2 separate regions of the Homo sapiens genome follow, and region 2 is linked to region 1. Evidence: read pairs that join two places in POLR2A ChIA-PET (ENCODE). Cell type or tissue: PC-9. All regions are shown on one strand. Each heading gives the region's core, and the rest is flanking DNA. Links, peaks and the distances in the headings are about the cores only. Region 1 overlaps MSL1 (MSL complex subunit 1). Region 2 holds the start of LOC124904000 (a long non-coding RNA gene).

Region 1 (4,312 bases), core at 313-4,312:
GGGATCACAGGTGTGAGCCACTGCGCCCAGCCAAGTTGCTGATTATACTTAAGGAAGTACACTGGACAAAGAGGGATGAAACATACATTATACTTATACACAAATGGAAGTGAGTACCTTATTATAAAGGGGAAAATAATGTGTTATTCTTTTTTATTGAGAAAATGGATTTCTTTTTCCAATGTTTCAAATATACAAGCAGAATTGTTTGTTTGCCAATAAATATAATAAATTGAAGCAGAAGTTCAAAAATTAACAGCCACAATAGTTTATTTACAATTGAACTCTTTATAAGATATTTACAAGACAACCAATTTTACACATCAGAAATGGTATCAAAAGTTATGAATTACAACACAGACAACAATATGAAATGGGCATAAAACAAAGCTGAAGTAGACAGACAAGCAATTTTTTTTAATTTATTAACACTAGCTTAAACTTTGTTAAAGAAAAACAAACAACTATGTTTTAGGAGAACTGCAGGGCCTTCAGTTGAAGATTGAATTCACAGTGTTGTATCCCATGTAGGGAAAAATAAGACTAATTTTCCCCCCACACTCTAACACACTGTAATTTTGCACTTGGAACTTTGCTAATCTACTGTCCAACCTCCTTCTCAACAAAGTCAAATCAAAGGAGAATTAACCTAGAAGAGGGGACAATAAAATAAGAGGTCCTCAGGGAGAGGGAGAACCAAGGAAATAGAATCTACTTAAATCTGGCCAGATAGCACCTCGTGGATTCTTCTCAGTCTACTTCAAGTCAGAAACTGGGGAGTCCCCTGGGTAGGGCACAAACACAATGGTTAAATTTGCTAACTCATACCCAAAATTAGGAACCCGACACATGCTGAAATCAAGAAGAAACTGAGGGATCAAAGAACAAAGTCAAGAGACACTGATTGGGTCTTTTTTCTTTTTGGACACGTTACGAAGAAATATCACATAGGTAAGAGTAAGAAAACTGAACAGCCTGCCACATTAAAATGATGGAGAACAAAGAAAATCTGGCCCAGTTTTTCTAGAAATCTCCTCCTTAAGGTGTGAGATGAGAGCCCCTAGTGGAATTAAGTCCTATTTCTCTCTACATCCTTGCTGCAATGAAGTTTACAGCAGGTTCCCTTATAGAGAGCCCACTCTCCTAAGCAGATGGAGTTACAAATGAAAACCCATAGCCACACACACACACACACACACACAAAAGGAGAAATAAGAGCAGCAAGATCATCCAAGAATACTACATGTGCTGCCAGAATAATTCCTTTAAAAGTCAAATCCAGGAAGCACAGATCAACATCTCACAAAAAACTTTAGCAGTGGGAGGCCCCTGAGGAACTTTTCTTCTCTTCCCACAATGGTATCCCATTCTCTCTTCGTGCTCCACTGATGGGCCAGCCACACACCCTACATACCTTGGCTTCTCCTCTAAAAGTGCTAATAATCTGGGGACATATTCTCTTTAAGGATAAAAGCCCCTACCTTCTAGGAGATTAGACCCCTACTTGTTTTCACACAATAGTCCTGAAGACTAAAGAAAGGCAATTCCTATATATTTGAGACCAGAGGTCTTGGCTCTATTTTCCTTTCAGATAGTTAATAGGGATCTTACACTGAGACCAAAGTGGCCTGGGAGTGCTATCCTGATATTTTAACAAAACGGGAGGGGAGAGGACCAAGATGGTACACATACAAATTATTTTTACAAAGTGAATGGAGAAGCTCATTAGGTACATCTGTTTGTTTCAAGATGTAGACATTTGCCAGCCAAAGGAAGCACCTATTTCCACACTCTCCCCCTACCCTCCCTAAGTCTCTATCCCACCACCAAGAGTTCTGCTAAAAGGATGAAGCCCAATGAAGGAATACTTGAGAAGTGATGTGATACAAGGACATTTATACAGGTTTTGGCATGCCATCCCAAATACTAAGTGCTTTTGTTTACAGCTGTAACTTGTTCTGAAACTAACCATCCCCACTTTCTTTTCCAAAGATTTTGGTTTTTGAGCAGTAAAGAAATTGTTATCCATTAACTGAAAAAATAATCACAGCCAAACATCCCTTCCCACATGACTGTATCACAGAATAGTTTCAAATGAACAACTATCTTTTCAGACAGTTATCTACCAACTCTCCGATGTCTTTTCTACTCTGTGAAGATGGCTTGCTTCATCGCTTCACTTGTCATTCCTCTTCTGGTCCTAAAGCTCATGGTGAGGTTGTTTGTTTTATTTTAGGGTTAAAAATCACTATACCCACTATAAGGAGGGTGTACCAGGGTGAGAAGAGTGCCATGCAGGCACAGCTCTAAAGGAAGGGGCTGCTTCATCTTCCACATGTCTAATGAAGAGAGCCCTTTTACCCCTTTAACATAGGCAAATGTATAGAAACAGACCCCTGAAACTTCTGAATCTGCCATCCTATAGCTTTAGCTTGAGAGCCCATTTCCCAAAAAAGGGAAAAGAAATCCCAATCACCCTCCATAACTCACAATTAGCCGAATGAAAGAGTTTTTGTGAAATCAGAGTAATGAAAACAAAGTCAAGGAAGTATGAAAGGGTATTATCAGCGAGTGATAACATATGTGAGGACAAAGGTCACATATACAGGTCTCTGCCACTCTCGGGAATGGCATGCTACAACTATCTGAAGACAGGGTTCTTGCCAGCACAGCTATTTCCTACACGTCCGGTGAGGTGTTTGCTTCTTCTGGATCTCCAATCTGCATCGGCTACGCTCATCCAACCAGGGTAGCTCAAAATTCCTGGCAAAAAAGGATGAGGAAATCAACTTGCAAGACTAGAAGGGATTCAGTGTGGACATGATAGCAACTACAAAAAAGTCACTATGTCCCTTACCACTCCTATCCCTGACTAGTTTGGAGTGTCTTTCCTGCCTCAAAGCCAGAGCAACTGTGTACCATTAAAGTGATGGAATCATCTATTTCTAACTCAAAAAGCAATACTCCTAATTATTGGCTTGGGAATCTTATTACAAAAGCTAGTTGCCCAGGTAGCCTCATTTCTGTCAAAGACCCATGGCTATCCCTAAGCCACCTGGTTCCACCTCATATCTAGGCTTCCATGAAGTCTGAAAAGGATGTGCAGGTTACCTGGAAGGGGAGAAAAAAAATGTATACTTACTGTGGAGTTAATTTTGGTAATGGTCGTCCAAATGCTACAACAGGCAAGAAGGGGGTAATCATCAAACTTTCAACTATGGGAGAAAGTCAAACGGGAGCGTATTAGTAATACAGATGGGAAATGTCTAGAAGCTATATCTGCTCCAAAATACACTTCATTCATTCAGAGCAAGTTGTACCCTGGAGCCTTGCACCCTCCTCCTTCTTTCAAAAACCTACTCTTTTAGATGGACACAACTTACCATCATCTGGCTCAGGGAAAAATGAGGTAACCTCAGGCTCAGATTCCTGAATTCCTTTCTTTTTATACATTCTGAGCTGCAGTCGCTGTAAAATTCTTTGTTCCCTGATCCTCTGAATATCCCATCTGGGAAAAACAAACCAAACAAAACAAAGAAACCCAACATTACTGTTTACCCAAAACCTGCTCTATAAAAGCAACTCACACAATCCAGATGCTAGGAAGACCCTTGCTGACTCCTCTAGACAGGGTAAAGAGAAATGACTGCCTTGTTAAGGGAGAGCTGTTTAGGTCTACCGTTTAGATCATGTGTTGGTGTTCCACAGAAAGTAGAATTGAGGAAGGTCATACACAAAAAGAGGCCAAACATGTTTACCGCAACAACTACCATTTCCAACTAAGATATTCAACCAACTGGGAAGCCAGTAATGTAAGAGTGTTAAGCACTCCAAGATTCTCCACAGCATGAAAAAGGGAGGTCAGGTTCCCTGATACTCTGTCCTAGGTCCTAGGGCTCAGTTGTTTCCAGGATGGACATCTCTGGCCTCACCTTTTCCTTCTCTTCTCATCCAGCTCCAGTTTTGCATGCCGCTTCGAAAACACACTGTCATCCAGGTTCTGTGTAAAGAAAAGCAGCTGATAAGCTATTTATCACCATATATTAGTTACACACATATACTAACTAATTTCCAGCTTCCAGGAACGTAAAATCTTTCACCTTCCGGTTCTACCTGAGTCTGTGGGTTCCATGGACAGTATGGGAACCTCCTGGTAACAGAATCAACAAAACACATACTCCTTTCCCCATCCACATCCTTTTAGAATCTCCAAATTTCAAAATCATTTCCATATCTTTCCAAGGTAAACATCACATCAAACTAAAACCCCCAGACTGTCATAAACCCTCCCTGCCTCCATACTTTGTAAGAG
Region 2 (4,386 bases), core at 286-4,285, 140 kb after region 1:
AACAGCCCCTCAGATCCTGATCCACACCTGTCTTAATCACGTTGTGCCGCAGCCGGATAATTAGGGTGTAGGTCCCATCTGCTTGAAACTTCTCCCCAAACTGATCCAGGACCTGGTTGAACTTGGCTAGGTTTCCTGTCCTGACAGCTGCAGGCAGAACAGGAGTAGATTGGATGATGCAAATAGGCACAGGCATGTAAGAGGCCCCACTGAAGGGGGCCTAGTGGGCTCTGGGGTGGGGAAGCCAGCCTTACCTTGAGTCAGAAGGAAATAGGGCATGAGTGAGCGCTTGAGGGAGGGCTGGCGGAACTGCAGCCGGTCAGGGATCTCCCCCAGCAACAGCTCCACCACGATGAGAAGCTTGTGCACCTGGACAGAGTGACAGGGGAACACAGTGGGCAGGGAGCCCCATGGGCGGAAGAAGAAAATGAAATGTGGCCTAAATTCTGCCAGATGTAGTGGGAAACAGGGAAAGGGATCACTGTTTAGGCCCAGAGAGAGGAGGAAGCCCTGAAAACCTGTGCTGGGCATAGAATCCAAGCTCTGCCTTTGGAGCCGGGTGCTGGGAATGTGGCCCTTTGGTCACATTTGGTCGCAGAGCCGTCAGCTGCATTTCACCTGGCCACCCCGCGCGTAGTCTGCTCTGAAATGACAGTGCTCTAAAGTGAGGCCAGAAGGGCGGGTGCTGTGGCTCAGCAACAGCGAGGGACCAGGGCTCACAGGCCTGGAGAACGGAACGTGTGTCAGCCAGAGATGCTCATTAGGGAGGCGGACTGTTACTAGAGGAGAGGAGGTCATCAGTGGGTAGAACTCATTATCTGGGTAGAGGCATAAGTGCAGGAAGGGGCCTGGCTTCAGTGAATGAGCAGAGTATCCAGACATAGAAGGGTAACTGGAAACCTGGACCTGTCTTCCTCTACAGGACTGTGAAGTATTTCCGAGTGGTGCTGACCGTGGGTGGAGTCAGCATCGCGGAAGAACTACAGTGGAGGGAATGACGCCCCCCAACTCAGGAGTTCACCAGCAAACAGGAGGCACGGAACACAAAGCAGCTAAATCGTGGGGCAGCAAGTGTCACAGGAGACAGGGGTTACAACGGGAGTGTGTGATCACACCTACGGCCAGGCAGACCCTTCACCCTCCACAGGCACCCATGAGGCTGCCCTGTCCACTGGAATAACTCATGTGTGAGGGGAAATCCCTGGAAATGGTTAATTTATGAAGTGCCTTAAGGAGTCTGACAAAGCAGAAAAAGGAGGAGGGTCAAGGGTACAGATTGAAAAAGAGGCAGAAAAGTGTGGGTGCCTGGGGAGCTGTTAGGAAAGAGACAGTTGGGACCGCAGTCTGGGGACTATGCCATTGCCATTTTGTGTGCCAGGCTGAGCAGTATAAAGTCTGCACGTAGAACACTTGGTGTCTAGTCTCTATTCACTAGCTAGGAAACACTGAGCAACTGGGTCCTTAGTTCCTCATCTCTAAAACTACCAAATAACAATAACAATACCTAGCCTGTCTACCTCACAAGACCGTTATGATACCCTACAGCAGTGGGGAGCAATGGAAGCTTCCCAGGCAAGGGAAGGACAGAGCTGGAGCTCTGCTTAGTAAGGCAAGTGAATGTAAGCTGGGCTGCTGGAGAGGAAGATGACCAGGCAGAAGTGTCTGGGAATGTTAGTGGCTCAAACCATGGCACTGGCAATATGAAGGAACAGGCAAACACAGAAGATGTGCAGACAATTCAACAGACGACCAAGTGATGGGAAGGAGGATGGGGGAGAGTCAGAGATGATCCCAAGGCCCTGATCTGGATCGGGAAAGCAGGAGGAAGGAATGGTAAGGGGGCCAGGAGGGATCTCTTTGGGACACGCTGTAGAGAGAGACATGGGGAGTGGGAGGGGGAGCTGGATCTGCAGGCCTGATGCTCGTGAGAGGGGTCAGAGTTAGTGTTATGGGCTAAACTGCATCCCCCTCAAGTTCATGTTAGAGACCTAAACCCCAGTACCTCAGAATGGGACTCTATTTGGACACAGGGCCTTTAAAGAGGTAATTATGGTAAAGTGAGGTCATATGGGTGGACCCTAATCCTACATGACTATTGTCCTTCTAAGACAAAAGCAGGACACAGACACGCACAGAGGGAAGACCATGTGAAAACACCAGGAGACGGCCATCGACAAGCAGACGAGAGAGGCCCTCAGAAGAAACCAATCGTGTCACACTTTGCTGTTGGACTTAGAGCCTCCAGAATTGTGATGAAATCAATTTCGGTTGTTTAAGCCGCCAAGTCTGTGGGACCTTGCGGTGGCAGTGCCAGCAGAGTAACGGAGTTAGTAATGTACAGGCTGAAGAGCATCATGCAGGCGAGCGCTGAAGCTGGGAAAGCAAACAAGGTCACTCAAGGAGAGAATGAGGGTTTTACTATCGACAGAGAAGCTCTCAGAGTGCTCTGCTGAGGCCCAGGTGGTGAGAAGGAGCAGAGAGAACACTGGAGGGAAGGGGCTGGCCAGTGCACTGTTGGGGAGGGAGCCAGGGGAGACAGGAACGGCCGCCTGAGAGAGGAAGCAGCAGGGCTGGGGGTTTTCTTCCCGGAGACTGAAGCAAACAGGTGATGGGCCAAGGCTAGAAGAGAGAGGAAGGAGTGTGATGGAAAACACAGGTAGTGAAGCTGGTGTTAAGTAAAGACAGGGAGGGTGAAAATGGGCGGAGAGAGACATTCAAGTTTACAAGAGACAAGGTGGCTGCAGGAATGAATGCTAGCTGACCTCCGCTTTGAACAGGATGAGCCAGCACCGCCCTCCTCAGAGCGCTCTGTGCCACCAGCAGCACTGGCATCACCCAAGGCCTGTTAGGAACACAGACTCTCTGAATCGGAATCTACAGCTTCATCAGAGCCCCAGGTGATTCTGTAAGCTGGGTGGTGACAGGGGTACGGCAAAGGTGTGTGAGGGCAGAGGGCAGAGGGCTGGTTGCAGGCCTTCTCCCAAACATGCCTTCACTCCCGCCCTCTCTCTCCCTGCGCTCCCTCACCAACAGCCCGAGACCTCTCTTCCAGCTCTCTACGCCTTCCTGCCACTGAGATTTAAATGCCTGAAAGCCTCTCTCATGGTACATGACACATTTTATATATGTTAATTACTAGTATTTTTAGTGATTTTCAAAAGAAACTTTAGTGTCTCTCATATTGTAAGCAATCTAACATTTTGCTCACGCACCCTGTGTGTCTGAAAAGCCTTTACTCCTTGTGAAAATCCTACCCATCTTTCAAAGACCAGTTCAATTTTAATGTTTGTTTTTTTTTGAGACAGAGTCTTGCTCTGTCGCCCAGGCTGCAGTGCAGTGGCACGATCATGGCTCACTGCAGCCTCGACTTCCTGGGCCCAAGTGATCCTTGCACCTCAGCCTCCCAAGTAGCTGGGACTACAGGTGCATGCCATCACGCCCAGCTAGGTTTTTAATTTTTGCAGAGGCGGTGTCTCCATATGTTGCTCAGGTTGGTCTCAAGCAATCCTCTTGCCACAGCCTCCCAAAGTGCTAGGATTACAGGTGTGAGCCCTGTACCTAGCCAACTTTTTCTTTAAGACCCTTTCTCTTTCATTATTTGATCAAAAACAAATCTGACTTTCTCTGAACTTCTGAACAGAAATAAAATGAATCTCCTACTACATTGACCTAATCAACACACGTCTCCCGTTCCCTGTCAAGACACCATGGAGGTGGATGTTGTGTGAAGGTAGGAGCAGAGGTTTGAATTTGGGAAGACTGGGTCTACATCCTGGCTACTGGGCTCTGTGACTTCACATACACCCTCAAGCTTTCTGACACAACATTCTTTATCTCTTTGAAATACTCTAATAATAAGAAATACCTGGCCTGGAGCGGTGGCTCACGCCTGTAATCCCAGGACTTTGGGAGGCTGAGGTGGGTGGATCACTTGAGGTCAGGAGTTCGAGACCAGCCTGGCCAACATGGTGAAACCCCATCTCTACTAAAAATACAAAAAATTAGCTGGGCGTGGTGGCAGGCGCCTGTAATCCCAGTTACTCGGGAGGCTGAGGCAGGAGAATCCCTTGAACCCCAAAGACAGGGGTTGCAGTGAGCCAAGATGGCACCTCTGTCTCCAGCCTGGGAGACAGAGCAAGACTCCGTTTCAAAAAAAAGAACCAAAAAAACAAACAAAAAAATTAGTTGGATGTGGTGGCAGGCGCCTGCCCAGCTACTGAGGAAGCTGAGGCAGGAGAATCACTTGAACTCGGGAGGCAGAGGTTGCAGTGAGAAAAGATCGTGCCATTGCACTCCAGCCTGAGTGACAGAGGGAGACTCTGTCTCAGAAAACAAAAAACGAAAGAAAAGAAAGAAAGATCACTTATTATCCTCCCTTCCTATCCC

What was found. Peaks named below come from ENCODE experiments on the same cell type or tissue, not always from the same donor. Only the 100,000 strongest peaks of a DNase experiment are listed, where the experiment ranks them.
Region 2: POLR2A ChIA-PET joins it to region 1 with 6 read pairs; 10 of 35 experiments call an interaction of 5 or more read pairs at or near these places.

Annotation. Positions count from the first base shown.
Region 1 is chr17:40,132,730-40,137,041 of GRCh38, reverse strand. MSL1 (MSL complex subunit 1) reads right to left here. Exons shown (of 9, transcript NM_001365919.1): 6 at 3,933-4,000; 7 at 3,384-3,508; 8 at 3,143-3,215; 9 at 125-2,763. The coding sequence ends at 2,673. Among named protein-coding and RNA genes, the nearest start is that of CASC3, 5.7 kb to the left of the region's middle. In PC-9, for the core only: CTCF peaks have their summits at 881 and 1,141; no DNase peak of the experiment used is centred there; H3K27ac peaks cover 378 bases.
Region 2 is chr17:39,990,937-39,995,322 of GRCh38, reverse strand. It overlaps PSMD3 (proteasome 26S subunit, non-ATPase 3), which reads right to left. Exons shown (of 12, transcript NM_002809.4): 7 at 255-369; 8 at 28-147. LOC124904000 (a long non-coding RNA gene) reads left to right here and starts at 376. Exons shown (of 3, transcript XR_007065751.1): 1 at 376-3,730. RefSeq lists a silencer at 2,889-3,066. In PC-9, for the core only: no CTCF peak of the experiment used is centred there; no DNase peak of the experiment used is centred there.